Regions from separate parts of the Mus musculus genome. Here region 2 is linked to region 1. The links are chromatin loops, found by intact Hi-C in ENCODE. Cell type or tissue: left cerebral cortex. All regions are shown on one strand.

What was found. A loop is a pair of places that touch in the nucleus more often than their neighbours do. Peaks named below come from ENCODE experiments on the same cell type or tissue, not always from the same donor. Only the 100,000 strongest peaks of a DNase experiment are listed, where the experiment ranks them.
Region 2: a loop joins it to region 1, with 2.3 times the contacts of the local background. A loop is called at or near these places in 4 of 42 quality-filtered maps.

Annotation. Positions count from the first base shown.
Region 1 is chr16:19,097,469-19,105,468 of GRCm38, reverse strand. It overlaps LOC105246083 (a long non-coding RNA gene), which reads right to left. Exons shown (of 3, transcript XR_875947.2): 2 at 6,122-6,217. It also overlaps Igl. Among named protein-coding and RNA genes, the nearest start is that of Gm35545, 120 kb to the left of the region's middle. In left cerebral cortex, no CTCF peak of the experiment used is centred here; a DNase peak (open chromatin) is centred at 3,904.
Region 2 is chr16:19,260,402-19,268,401 of GRCm38, reverse strand. It overlaps Igl and Iglv2. Among named protein-coding and RNA genes, the nearest start is that of Olfr164, 22 kb to the left of the region's middle. In left cerebral cortex, a CTCF peak has its summit at 4,819 (motif pointing right); no DNase peak of the experiment used is centred here.

The sequences.
Region 1 (8,000 bases):
AAGATATCATCCATATACTGGTAAATTATAGATTGAGGAAATTATCTCTAATGGTTGTTTGACAAAATATTGGCACAAGGTAGTACTGTTTAACATTCCTTGAGGTAGGACATTACAATGGTATTTTATTGGACAGCTTTCTATTAAAAGTAGGTACTGAGAATTCCAAGGGCTTGTGGATTCTTCTATATACTGAGTCCCAAGCTGCTCTTGGACTAATTGTTCTAGTTCCTGTGATTTTCCTTTTATCACAGACCATTGTTCAATCCCAATGGGATAGTCAGTTAACCACTTTAGTGGTAAGATTGTCAGTGTTTTGTTGGACTGACCCTGTTTGAATGTTAACTGCCTTGTCAACCATTAAGTGCTTACTTACAAAGTCTTGGCCTTAGTGGAAAAGTACTGGTTTAGTTGAGATTTCTGTGGGAAAAATTGAAGCCTACCCCTAGTTAAGAACAAATAGCTATAGATCTTGTGGACAGGTACCTGGCTACCCACTCTATTCTGTTCCTCCTGCTGAACTTTTTACCTAGCCAATATTTAATCTCAGATATAATTGAACATAGCTATTATTATTTTGTAAAGTAAAGAGACTTTATAAAGTACAAGAGACCTAACACCCAGTCCATCATTTTGTTAATTAAACAGAACCTCTGTCATCTATCCTTACTTAAAAGACTTATAATTCTACATCTGGCTATGTCTTGGCTTTAGATTGAATGCCATCTGAACACCATCCTCTCAAAACTGTTCCTCTCAAAGTAGAAAGCCTGGGTTGACTAGGAGACTATGCAATTTTTCAACCCCATCAGAAATCCAAGATGACTGATATTAACTGAAAACATACAGAAAGCCTAAAACAGCTTCCAAAACTTATCCAATCCATAGAGACCGCTGGTCACCTGAACAGTCCCTTACTTCAGTATGTTGGAGCACCGGTCTTCAGCCTACTGGCCAGGGTAATCTGACAGACTTAGAGAAACAGGAATTTTAAAGACTAGCCTACTCTGTCTCAACAGAATCAAGCTATCCTAAGCTGTAATTGTGTCCTTTCTTTGGAGAGTATTATGTCTGTAGATGAATGAGGCAATTCTTGCCTAGTGGTTGTTTTGCCACAACTGGAGTAACTCAAAGATGCTCAGTTTCTTCTTTGAGTCCAAGACAGGGAAAGCTTTCAGGAGCAGACTGATCTCAAAGACTAGTGAATAAATAACACTAAAATTTACATTCTGTGGACTTCTGATGTTTTTGTAAGCCAACTATGTTCAGTAATCTAGAGTGTTCTTTGTTAACTACTCTCAGCCATTTCTAATTAAAATAACTGAGGATATCCTAACAATAAACTCAGAGCCATGAATTTCCTATTTGGCCCTTAGCTCACAGGCTTAAACATCTCAGATCTGTTTATAATAACAGCAATATAAGGACGGGGTTCAAGCCTTGTACTTCAAAATTTTTAATATCAAAGACAACCTATAATAACCACCCCCAGTCCCAAAACCTAGGGAACTGGGATGATGACTCTTCATAACTTCTTCAAGCTGAATATGGATGTTGAGATATTTTTGATGGGAGAGGGAAGGGTAAGGAAATGGGAGAATTAGTTGGCCTTAAGAAGGCTACACCAACAATTGTATTAGTCTCTGATGGATCCTGATGAAAAACCAAGACATCGGGAGTTCAACATGTCTGACGATGAAATTCACCAAGGCTATGTATTCTGTAATATATAAATCTCAAATCAAAATTTTAGTATCATCAAAATAAACTTTTTGTTTCATTCTCTGGAATCTAGTTCTCAGGGGGGTCTCCCCCTATCAAATCTGATCCATATAACTCTGGAAGTTATTAAATACCTTAATCACCTTTTCCAAAAACAAAAAGACAAAACCTTTTCCCCAAATCAGCATACCCTTCAGCTGGTAACCAAGAAAACCTGTAGCCCTCTGTCCCAGAGGAACAATAAAACCAGCACAATATTCAAAATCACATGCATTTTAGCCTATTTAGGCCTTTCTAATTTCTCATGTCAGGATTTAAACCCAAAATTCTGTGGAGCCTACATTAGACAGAATATGAGTCTCCTACAGACTTTATTATACAGTCTTTAAAACAATTAATTCACACTTCTGTTTTCCTTTCCTTTTCTTTGCTCTTTCCTTTCCTTTGCTCTTTCCTTTCCTTTGCTCTTTCCTTTCCTTTGCTCTTTCCTTTCCTTTGCTCTTTCCTTTCCTTTGTTCTTTCCTTTCCCCTTTCCATACCTGCTTATAAGAAGCAGCTTGTCAAACAAGGATTTAAAGCTAAAATTCCCATAAAGCCCACGTTAGACAGAATATGAGTACCCTGTAAAACTTGTTAGGGCACTCTCTACCTTGAACCACAGACTTCAATTAATTAATACCTCTTCATAGCAGGTGATTATCACTGCTCTCTCTAGGAGTCAGTGACTAATAATCTCTATCTGGTTCTGAACCACAGGTGAAATTTCCCATCTTAGGTACTACACCTAGTTATAAGAGGCAGCTTGTCAAACCAGGATTTAAACCCAAATGTCCATGGAGCCCATGTTAGACAGAATATGAGTATCACATACGCCTTATTAGAGCACTAAATTTTTATACCTTCTTCAAGTATCAAAAGGTTATATTTCTCTCTTTATAGAAATGAATTACGTGGTACATAGTCCTTTGTACTTTAGTCTCCCAATTATTTATTCACAGGGAGAAGCTGAGTGTAAAAAGATCCAGGTTGTCTGTGTCCTTGTTTGGAGATGGGGTAGGCAGGGTGGGGAACGAAGGATATAGGGAAGCAAACACAGAAAGGCTCTCTCAGGCATAGATGCCCCTCTGCTGTTCTCTGTAGGCCCCTGTGGGGCACTGGGCTATGAACAGACAGCCTGGTTTCCAGTTGAGCTGAGGTATAAACCCCAGGACCTGGTGCTGATAATTTACCTACATGGGACAGAAGGAGTTCTCTCGTGTCTCCTGGAACCCTGGCTCCTGTTACCGCCCCCTCAGCCCCCACAAGAGAAGCATGGTTAGTAGTCACGTAGACAATGTCCCAAGCTTCTGACCTTCAGGCTAAACTCCTCCCAACTATAAGAGGGGCTATTTGGCCCCTCCTCACTCTTTCACTCCTCTCACTCTCTTGTTCCAACTCTCCTCTCCTCTCTCTTCCTCTTACTCTCTAGCCTTTCTTCTCTCTTTCTCTTTTCCCCTTCTCTCCTCTTGGTCATGGCCAGTCTCTCTCTCTCTCTCTCTCTCTCTCTCTCTCTCTCTCTCTCTCTCTCTCTTACTTTCTGTCCTTTCTCCTTCCTTGCCTTTCTATAATAAAGCTCTAAAATCATAGACTGTCTCTGTTCATCAAGGTCCACTGCACAGACTCTCGCCTGTGTGGGAAGCTCTCTCCCATAACCCCAGGGGACAGGGTGTTGGCCCAGGTCCCTGGTCAGGGGCTGACCCTTGTCCACACCCTGTTGAGTGGGGTCAGTGGCTTAGATGCCCACCCGGGACCGAGTGGAAAGCATCTGGGAGCCCACCCATGTCTGCCTGCCCAGAGCATAGGTGGAACTCTGGCCAGACGTGGGCTATCCTCCTTTCCCTCTCCTTCCCCTCTTTCCCCTTTTTAGTTCCCACAGGTTCCTTAAATCTAGCCAGCTTCAAATCCATATTGCTATAGGCTAGGTGACTGCCCAAGCCTCATTCAAGGGTTGGAGGGCAATGAATTTTTATCTCAGTTTAGTTGAATTCAAATCAATACATTAGGCACCATTTTGTTGCGTTAAATCTCCCATCCCAAATATGCCCCAGCAATGAAAACACAACACAGTTAATATGATTACATGCTGTGAGCCTAGATTGGGCAGATGTACCACTATACTACCATCTTCCACAGCTTATGAGACCCCTTAGAACTTACAGTTTCTCCAGGCCATGTGCTTCTGCTCAACTTGTCTCCTTCTTCCTCCTCCTCTGCGTCCTCTCCCTCTTCCATTTTCTCCTTCTTCTCTCCCCCCCCCTTCTGCTCCACTTTCCCTTTTATCTGCCCAATAAGCGGCTCTCCTTTATTTTACAAATTAAGGTGGGAAACAGATTTACAGGAAATCACCTGATTGCTTACTCATTCCTTGTTCGCTGCCACTCACAGAAAAATGGAATCAAATATAATTAGCCCCAGGGCTATCCACAACATTTCCCACTTTCTGTCCAATTAAAAGACTATTTTATCTCAGATATAATTGGACATAACTATTATTATTTTGTAATTTAATTAGCCCCAGGGCTATCCACAACAGATACCAACAAAAATCATTTGGCACAATAAAGCACAAAAAATCGTCCAAGCATTACAACTCTGAAAATATATATTCAGTGACTCACAAACAGAACAGGTAACATCATTATAAATCATCAAAATATAACAACTCTAAAAGGATGTATTCAGTGGGGGCTGTCATTCAAGGCTAGTGGCATATTTCCAGGAGCAGGACAATAAATCTTTAACGGTCAGTGCTCTAAACCACTGACCTAACTTTCAAGCACCATGGTCAGTTATTATTTATCATCTAGTGCCTGTTTTTTTTATAAATCTTCAATGTATAAATTTAAACTGTTTTAATTCTTTCTAATTAAAGCTTCCTTTACCATACACCAAAATCCACCTTTGATGACACACATCTAACCATATGAAATTTTATTCTTGGGAAAATTTTATCTATCATAATAGTTTTGTAAATGATTTAGAAAGTAAAGCATTGGTTTACCGGGGGATAAGGTCATGTTAGTGGTGCCATCTCTAGGAATAGTTTCTTACCCATTATTCTCACTTAAGCTCTTGGCCTAGGCTGCCAGGAACATGTTAAATAAGAAAGGGAATAAGAGAAAACAGAACAGATAGATTGCCATAAGAATTATGGCTCAATATTTTTTCTCCAGCAAAGAGTTCGGCAATTGGTTCCAGGAGGCCTCCCCCTACTGAGGTCAATCACCTCAGTCTGTGGAACTTGTCACACAGATTCTACTGGAGATGGTGTGGCATCTACCATTATCTCACACCTTTAAAACCATTCTCACACATATTCCCCAGATTTCTGCTTGAATGAATTAGCAAACTCATTAAGCTCCTTAGTAGTGTAGTTCATTTCCTCATGGAATACACATTCTATATCCTCTCTAGGGGCTTTGAGTCTCATTATAGGTCTAGAAGAAACTATTGTGGGCTTTGAGGAATATCAGTATTGTCTTGCCCCACACTTTCTTCAAAGAAAGTCACTGCTGATATATCAGACTCTGAGGGATTATTTTCTTCATGTGAAAAAGGCTTCAAGAGGTGGATCTGAAGGTACTACTTCCTCAGGTGAGCTAGACCCTTCAGAATCTGAAGAGTCAACATTCTCAGCTTCAACAGGGTCCTCCCATGCATCCCCATCCCAAGTTATAGGATCCCCTTCTTTGCCAAATATTGCCCTTACTTAACTGAAGACATGCTCTGAGGCTGAGACTTGAATTTTCACTGTAATTCAGCCAACCTTATAATATGAGCTTCAGTTTGATTTTCTGCTGTAGAGAATATTTTCTTCAAGGGCACATTTAGAAAACTTTAGATTGCTTATTTGCATCTGGAGCCAATCAATTCTATCACATAGCTCATTATTTTCCTTCATCAATTTTTCCAGAGATACTAAAAGCAACAAACAAGCAAAATCATTTTCATATTTCCCCACAAACTGTAGAAAGTTGTGTACACTGGGCCATCCTATACGTTGCCAGTTATAATTGATGGATCAAGAAAATTAAAGGCACTAGATTCTTTAATTTGAAATATAGTTTCTACCACAGGCCTTCAATATTCTCTGAACTCCCAGGAGAGAGAATATATGCAGAAGTTTCAGTGAATTAGAAGGTGCTGGTGAATTAGAAGGTGCTGACAAATTATTAAGCTAATTCCAGACTTTAAAAAGAACCATCCTTATACTTCTGCTCTTCTAGAACCACTCACAGTACATTTTTTTTATTAGTCAGATTTCTCTAGAGTCACAGAAGTTATGGAAGGTCACTTAATATTGAGGGAATTTATTGTGATGTCTTAAAGTCTGTAGTCCAACCACCCCAATAATGTTCACCTGTGAATGGGAAGTCGAAGAATCTAGTAGTTGCTCAGTCCCACCAGGTTAGATGTTTCAGCTGGTCTTTTGTAGAAGTAGGTGCCAATAGATATTCTGGAAAGTAAATGAAATCAGGTGAAAAAGAGAGAATCTTCCTTCTTCCAATGTCTTGTTGTAGTTCTCCAGCAGAAGGTGTGTGCCAGATTAAAGATGTGCACCACCTGGCCTGGATCTAGTACTTGCTTTGTCCCAAACTGACCTTGAACTCAGAGATCTCCTTGCCTTAGTGCCTGAGATTAAAGGCATGTACTACCATGCCTGAGCCTAAGCTTTTCAAAGCCACTATGCTTCAAGATCTCCATGACAAGATTCAGGTCAGAAACATCTGTCTTCCAACTTCAAGTCCTGGATCACAGGTGAGCCCTCCAATTCTGGACTGTAGTTTATTCGAGATTAGTCAAGTTGACAGCCAATAATACATAGGACTTGCTATGTCACAAAATGTATTTGGTGTCTGGTTTATTTGCCTCAATTGTGTTCTGTATTTCAGATTCTATTTCTAAGAGTCAAGGGGCTAAGGTAATAAAATATTGATTCAAGGAATGATCAAAAGTGAACCTGGAGTACATGATTAAACTGGTATTCAATTTCTAAAGAAGTAGCTTAGCATATAAAAGACTGGGATTTGGTCTGCAAGAAAGAACTATTTCAAGGAGATTACAGAATTTTCATCTTGCATCCATCACTAACTATGAATCTGTCTTCCTCGATTTCCATTCACCCCTTCTACAACATCTTCTCTCAACCTGAGGTTGGAACATGTCAAAACAGCAACTTATGCGTATAAGGGTATTATTGTGTAGATAGCTATCTGAACTATTTGTTTGTTTGTTTGTTTAGTTTTGTTTTGTTTTATATTTATTTATTTATTTATTCATTTATTTATTCACTTCAAATCTTAGTTGCTATCCCCCCTTTCCTGGTCCATCCCTCACACAATCTCTCTCACAATACCCCTGTCCATGTCCTCTAAGACATGGAGGCCCTTCTGTGTATCACCCAACATTGGCACATCAAGTCTCCATAAAGCTAAGTACATTTTCAACTTGATAACTTGTTTTCTTGATATTTTGTTTTCTGGTTTTAAACATAATGCACATTATTATGCTGACAAATCTATAGATCCCAAAAATTTGCCTAATGCTCTGGATGGGCTGCCTGCTTACATATTTCATTGCACCATGAAATCAATTTTTTTTTTGCAACTACACATTTACCCTAATGTAATCATATCCTTCCCAGCATTAAGTAATTCATTCATACTATTGAGGTTCAGACCTCCTATGTGATAAGTCAGAAACAACTTTACATTTTACAAAATGTATAGAGAGCCTAGGGATGAAAGGAGTATACTTCAACATAACAAAAATTATGTGGGGAAAATGTAAAGCATTTCCACTGATGGGAGAAAAAAGGAGGATGTCAAAACCTGGCACTACTGTTCAATTTATTACTTATAATATTCTCTAAAGCAGTAAGTTAATGGAAGGTAATAAAAGGGTTATGAATGGCAAAAGACACTAAGGTAACTCTATTTTCAGATGATGATTTTTTTTTCTACAAGATACTCTGAACACTACACAAGTGTTTTGAAGCTAATAAATAACTTCAGCATAATGGAATGATTCAAAATAAACTAAAAACCAAAATCTATTTCATATACCAATGATACACATACAGAAAATTCAGAAAATTTGGGCTATAGTCCCCCTCACATTAGACACAAACACACATAGACACATGCACACACACACACACACACACACACACACACCACCACCTTACAACAAACATAATTGAAAAAAATGTATGACTAAGGGAAGCAACTGCCGTCATT
Region 2 (8,000 bases), 160 kb before region 1:
TCCTTAAATATAACCAACCCGCATTTATAATTTTGCCTTTCAGATCACTGGTACCTTGTTGTTTCTCTCTCTATTGATGCCTCACATCACCGTTTTTTTACCTTCTGGAAATTTTGCAGTTATTTTAGGATGTGTTTTCACATCTGAAAATTTGGAGCTAGAAGCCTCTAATAAGAGAGAATATATGAAGCTTTTTTCTATGTCTAATTTACCTCAATTAGTAAAACCTTGCCTAGTTCCATCAATTTATCATCAATGTTCATGATTTCATTTTTCTTTGCAGCTTAATAACATTCCACTGTATGTATGTACCATGTACTTCATTTTTATAAGCTCTTTTTCAGTTGAAGTATACTGCATTCTATAACAGTGTATGTGAGTTTTCTTTGACCATTTCCATAACATCATTTGGTATAATTTGTGTTCTTTTTTATTGGCATCCTGATTTGGGTGAGATGAAATCTTAAGGTGGATTTATTCTTTATTTTCTTGATGGTAAAGAGGTTGGATACATTTTATGAAATGTACACTATCTATTTATAATATCTTTAATAAATTTGTGCCTCTACAGTAACCCGTTTTCTTTTTGGCAGTTTGTTTTTGTTTGTTTGTTTGTTTGTTTGTTTTTAGTAGATATTTTCTTCATTTACATTTCAAATGCTATCCTGAAAGTCCCCTAAACACTCAACCCACCCACTCCTGCTTCCTGGCCTTGGCATTCCCCTGTACTGGGGCATATGACCTTCCCAAGACCAAGGGCCTCTCCTCCCATTGATGGCCAACTAAGTCATCCTCTGCTACATATGCAAGAAGAAACACAGCTCTAGGGGGTACTACTTAGTTCATGTTTTTCCTCCTATAGTGTTGCATAACCCTTTAACTCCTTGGGTACTTTCTCTACCTTCTTCATTAGGGACCCTGTGTTCCAACCAATAGATGAATGTGAGCATCCACTTCTGTATTTTCCAGGCAATGGCATAGCCTCACAAGAGACAGCTATATCAGGGTCCTGTCAGCAAAATCTTTCTGGCATATGCAATAGTGTCTGAGTTTGGTGGTTGTATATGGGATGGATGCCCAGGTGGGGCAGTCTTTGGATTGTCCTTCCTTCCTTCTCAGCTCCAAACCTTGACTCTTTAACTCCTTCCATGGGTATTTTGTTCCCCATTCTAAAAAGGAATGAAGTATCTCCACTTTGGTCTTTTTTCTTCTTGAGTTTCATGTGTTTTGTAAATTGTATCTTGGGTATTCTAAGTTTCTGGGCTAATATATGCTTATCAGTGAGTGCATACCATGTGTTTTCTTTTGTGATTGGGTTACCTCACTCAGGATGATATCCTCCAGATCCATCTCTTTCCCTGAGAATTTCATAAATTCATTGCTTTTAATAGCTGAGTAGTACTCCATTATGTAAATGTACCACATTTTTTGTATCCATTCCTCTGTTGAGGAACATCTGGATTCTTTCCAGATTCTGGCTATAATAAATAAGGCTGCTATGAACATAGTGGAGCATGTGTACTTATTACAAGTTGGAACAACCTCTGGGTATATGCCCAGGAGAGGTATTGCTGGATCTTCTGGTAGTACTATGTCAAATTTTCTGAGGAACCGCTAGACTGATTTTCAGAGTGGTTGTACCAGCTTGTTCCTCTTTCTCCATATTCTCGCCAGCATCTGCTGTCACCTGAATTTTTGATCTTAGCCATTCTGACTGGTGTGAAGTGGAATCTCAGGGTTGTTTTGATTTGCATTTCCCTGATGATTAAGGATGTTGAACATTTTTTCAGGTGCTTCTCAGCCGTTCGGTATTCCTCAGTTGATAATTCTTTGTTTAACTCTGTACCCCATTTTTAATAGGGTTATTTGGTTTTCTGGAGTCTATCTTCTTGAGTTCTTTGTATATATTGGATATTAGTTCCCTATCTTATTTAGGATTGATAAAGATCCTTTCCCAATCTTTTGGTGGCCTTTATGTCTTATTGACAGTGTCTTTTGCCTTACAGAAGCTTTGCAATTTTATGAGGTCCCATTTGTCGATTCTTGATCTTACAGCACAAGCCATTGCTGTTCTATTCAGGAATTTTTCCCCTGTGCCGATATCTTTAAGGCTTTTCCCCACTTTCTCCTTCATAAGTTTCAGTGTCTCTGGTTTTATGTGGAATTCCTTGATCCACTTAGACTTGACCTTAGTACAAGTACATAAGAATGGATCAATTCACATTCTTCTACCTGATAACCCCCAGTTGTGCCAGGGCCATTTGTTGAAAATGCTGGGTTTTTTTTTTTTTTTTCCTCACTGGATGGTTTTAGCTCCTTTGTCAAAGATCAAGTGACCATAAGTGTGTAGATTCATTTCTGGGTCTTCAATTCTATTCCATTGTTTTACCTGTCTGTCACTGTACCAGTACCATGCAGTTTTCATCACAATTGCTCTGTAGTACAGCTTGAGGTCAGGCATGGTGATTCCACCAGAGGATCTTTTATCATTGAGAATAATTTTTGCTATCCTAGGTTTTTTGCTATTCCAGATGAATTTGCAAATTGCCCTAACTCTGTGAAGAATTGAGTTGGAATTTTGATGGGGATTGCATTGAATCTGTAGATTGCTGTAGGCAAGATAGCCATTTTCCTTTTTCCATTTATTTATTTATTTATTTATTTATTTTTATTCACTTAAAATCTTAGTTGCTATTCCCCCTTTCCTGGTCCATCCCTCACACAATCTCTCTCCCCACTCCCCTGTCCATGTTCTGTAAGACATGGAGGCCCTTCTGTGTATCACCCAACACTGGCACATCAAGTCTCTGTAGATCTAAGCACATTTTCAACCTGCTTACTTGTTTTCTTGATATTTAGTTTTCTGGTTTTAAATATAATGCACGTTATTATTCTGACACATCAACAGATCCAAAAAATTTGCCTAATGCTCTGGATGGGCTGCCTGCTTCCATATTTCATTGCACCATGAAATCTTTTTTTTTTCTTTTTGGCAACTACACATTTACCCTAATGTAGTCATATCCTCCCCACCAATAAGTGTTCATTCACATTATTGAGGTTCAGACCTCCTATGGGATAAATAAGGACCAATTTTACATTTTATAAAATATATAGAGGGCCTAGATATCAACATAACAAACATTTTGTGAGGAAAATACCAACCACTTCCACCAATGGGGAAAAAAGAAGGATGTCGAAACCTAGCACTACTGTTCAATTTATTACTTACAGTATTCTCTAAAGCAATAAGTTAATTGAAGGCAATAAGAGGGTTATGAATGGCAAAAGACATAAAGGTAACTCTTTTTTCAGATGATTTTTGTATAAGATACTCTAAACACTCCACAAGTGTTTTGGAGCTGATAAATAATTTCAGCATAATGTAATGATTGAAAATAAACACAAAACCAAAACCTATTTTATATACCAATGATACATATACAGAAATTTCAGAAAATTTGGACTACAATCCTCCTCACATTAGACACAAACACACATATACACATGCACACTCACACAAACACACACACACCACCACTACCACCACCACCACTACTACCACCACCTTATAACAAACCTAATTGGAAAAACGTATGACTACAGGAAGTACCTGCCATAATTATTTTGATTGCATTTCAAAATTTATTCCAGTTTTTAGGTACTAAGCAGTATTGTGATGAACGCCTTAAATATTTACTGACAAAGGCTTTGGCAAAAGCAACACATAGTTTGCTTCTGGGTTTCTTCACAGGTAGAAAAATTTTTGTACCTGCCTGAAATATATTTTGTCCCCCTGTAAATAATGGAACCCAAAGTGGGATCATACATGCCCTATGCTACTTGTGGACATTATAGTAGAAAGTTGGTGCTCACGATGTCTCCTTCCTCATTCTCTGTCTTCCTACATAGAATGATTTCATATGCTGAAACTTTGATCTCTTCAACCAAGGAAAGATTATAAGCACATTGACAGTAACTTCGCACCATGTACAGAGTATAAGCTCTGGAATCAAGACACTACCACATTAACTTTAATTCTCTAAGTGTCATAAATTATCCACTAACAAAGTGATTAGCAAGTCTTATTTACAGTTAAGGCTGTGAAGAGCAGAGACTTCATACTTTTTTTCAAAGTGTAGCGGTTAGGAGTGCCAAAATATTTCCCCAGTAAATGTCCCTACTTCCCCAAAGCAGGAATTCATGAAAATTGATTCTAACCATAGGCATTCAACTGAGAGTCCTGGAAAATGCCAGAAAATTAGGGGATTTAGGCTCCTCTAAGACTTCCATACCAGTGAAAATATGTAATCCTCCTCTAAATTGAATTGGGTTATTTTGCAGAGGAAACAAGACCTATCACAAGTTGAAGATACATGAGAACTTCCAATTATGTCCTCTGAGGTTAGTTGACATTATAAAATGTCACATAATGTTGAATTTTGGCAATATTTCTGGACACAGAATGTGAAATTCTGTCACTAGTATCTAATACATGATCCATGATCTTTGATACATTAATCCAATCTTGGACTATTTGTTTTCCCACATTCTTTAATTTCTTAAATATGATTCTCACTAAAGTAACCTGTACATATGATGCTCAAAATCAACGATTTCCTCTTTCAGTCATGAAAATCATTACTTGTGTTTTGTCAAAGCACTTAAATAAGGATAAATCCCCTAAACGTTGAAATCAATGTATAAAAAATTGGGACTAATTTCTGAAACAAAATATAAACTGAAATAATTGAAGAGAAAAATGTAATACTTATTAGGCAGCTTGGCAAATAAATTTAGGGTTGCCTAGTACAATAAGTGGTTAAATGAACAAATGAGAATAATAAAGCCACTAGAGGGTGGTGTGACCCTTCTCAGAAGTCTTCAGAGACCACATGTTTAAATTCACTGAACCATGTACAGTTGCTCATTGGCCCCTTACAGTGTTATAACATCTGATTCCTCCCAGGGGGAAAATCCATCGCAAAAAACACTGGGCCTCCTTTGATCTGACTCTCACAGAGTAACAAGGTGCTAGAAGGGTTTTACAGCTCATCAACATAATGCACAGTACATATAGTTCACTGGGAAGAGCTTCTTGATAGTGAGAGGTTTCAGAATTACACACAGCATATCAGAGCCACAAAAGTTAGAAATTAGTCTATGAATGCTTTAATTCAGTCAGAGATTAGGGGAGCTGCAAAGTGAAAATATCTCCTTGGACATGATGACTGTGCTCCTTGTGCCTGTGCCACAGTCCTGGTTTGCAGTAAATAAATTACTAAGGACCATTTACCCAAAGAAACCTTGGCACAGCAGAGTTGCCATTTGCTCACAAATTAAGAATCAGTAGCTGCATCTTCTCAAGTCTTTAAGTTTATTAAGCAGACCTATGCATCGCTCAGCTGGTATGAGTTCCTGACTGGTTCCCAAGACAAAAATCAAACTCCATCTTACTAAGTGTGTGTGTGTGTGTGTGTGTGTGTGTGTGTGAGACAACCATCAACGATACTTTTGAGAGAAGAGTGAGGTAATCACTGATGAAAATATATTTGTAGAGAAGACTGGTTCTGGCAAGAGGTATGGGTACAATGAGACAAGAATCAGAGTCAGCCCTCTGGAATGTAAGGATCAGTGTCCCTCCATCTGTGACTTGTGTTTGCCTTTCCTTCTGCTCTTCCCTCAAGTCACAGGGAGATAAGTATATTTGCAGATCTCAATTCCTACTGCACATTGCACACCTGGACCAGGAATACCTAGGAACGCTTATTTTGATCTCAACTGGGTATTTTCTCATGGTCTTTGCCAAGATATGGATACGCAGCTGCCTACACTGTCTATCTTGTGGAAGGGCAGAGAACCCCAGCATTCAGCCACTGCTCTGCCCATTGCTCCACTGTTCAGGTATAGTTTATTTCCCCAGAACTTCTGATTTCACTCAATCCCAAACTGATGGAATTATTCAATATCAAATATCAAGATGTGGATAGAAGTACACATTCTCCTTCCTGTGAAGGCTGGAAACAAGGTCAACACCTGTCTGTGTCCATACCCAAGTCAAATCCAGCCCCCTATTCACTGAGTTCTGGAAGCTCTGCTATTTCCATGATCGTTCACACTGACCCCTGTTGATCTTACCATTAACCATTTTCCTTTTTGATTTAAATCTCATTTTCCACTCCACACATAAATTTAATTTCTGCTTGACAAGGGTAGCTCTGATTGTCTTGGGAATAGTTCCTTATGTTTTCCTCATACTCAAACAGTACTTTCCTGACAGTTTCAAGATCCTAACACCAAATATTGACATTGTCATAGAAATGTTCATGAATCACATGTATACAAAAAGATAATGTGAGAAATAGACATCACAATTCAGGTTTGATGCCCATATTTCTACTAATCTTCTGTGAAGAGTTTCCAATATAGATATGTTGTTATTAATATTTTCAGAATTACGTTATTATGTAAGAAGTTTTGTAAGCAAGATTTGTTCTCAAATATATGCCCACGTTGAAGACAAGATGTACACATACACATATAATTTATATTAAAAACTGATTTTGAGAATGCTAGAACAGGTGGACATACATATTTAACAAAATGAAAAGTTAGATTCTGTCACCCTACGTTTTCCCTTCCACATCCATCCATTTTACAAATAGATCCAGTTATCTATCTGCTTTGTTGCTTGAAACTGCATCCTATTTTTACAAAACATGCACATACACAAAGAAATAATGTTTTTTAAATATTGTCATGGTGATTTCAAAACACAGTTATCAGTTTGTCTTTGTATGTAGTTGACCCTTTCCAATCTTTATGGGACATCTTTATGTAGGTATACTAGGGTGTTTTTGTTGCTATATACACATTAACGTCTCTGAACTGTGAATATTCATACCAAGTATTAATGTATTGTTGAGCTAGAATAGAATGATACTCTGTTTGAATTGTTTGTGTTAATTCTACAATGGACTGCTTTGAAATGCATGGGTCTTTAAAACCTAGGCACTCTCTGCCCTTTTCATTCCATTTCTCAATTCATCTTTATAATTATATCATTTCCCAGATTTAGACTCATTATACTACACACATTAATCTTCTTCCATGAACTGACCATTGGAATGAACAAACACAGTATAAGTCACTTTTCCATAATTAATGTAGTTACTGGAAACTATAAAAACTTTGCTTTTTTCTCCTTATTCATTCCTTTACACTGGTCTACATATTTGTAATGCTGTGAGTAGGGCAACACATGGTGACACATGATTTTCATTACTATTGTCACTCTAAAATATTGATAGGATGTGTTTATGACTCTGGATAAGCCTGAAAAATTGATGATTAATGCCCCTGAGCTCTGTTCTTAGTAACATGTGAACATTTATTTGTGTCAGTGTAGTAGATCTCACGTGACATCTTATAATAAACCTGTAAATGAAAGTAATTTGCATTACTAGCCCAGCCCAGCCCATACTAAGAGTTATATTATGTCTGTCTCACTGCCTGCTGCTGACCAATATTGAAAATAATAGACTTGGTTTGTGAATTATGGCCTGGACTTCACTTATACTCTCTCTCCTGGCTCTCTGCTCAGGTCAGCAGCCTTTCTACACTGCAGTGGGTATGCAACAATACACATCTTGTCTCTGATTTGCTACTGATGACTGGATTTCTTACCTGTTTGCAGGAGCCAGTTCCCAGGCTGTTGTGACTCAGGAATCTGCACTCACCACATCACCTGGTGGAACAGTCATACTCACTTGTCGCTCAAGTACTGGGGCTGTTACAACTAGTAACTATGCCAACTGGGTCCAAGAAAAACCAGATCATTTATTCACTGGTCTAATAGGTGGTACCAGCAACCGAGCTCCAGGTGTTCCTGTCAGATTCTCAGGCTCCCTGATTGGAGACAAGGCTGCCCTCACCATCACAGGGGCACAGACTGAGGATGATGCAATGTATTTCTGTGCTCTATGGTACAGCACCCATTT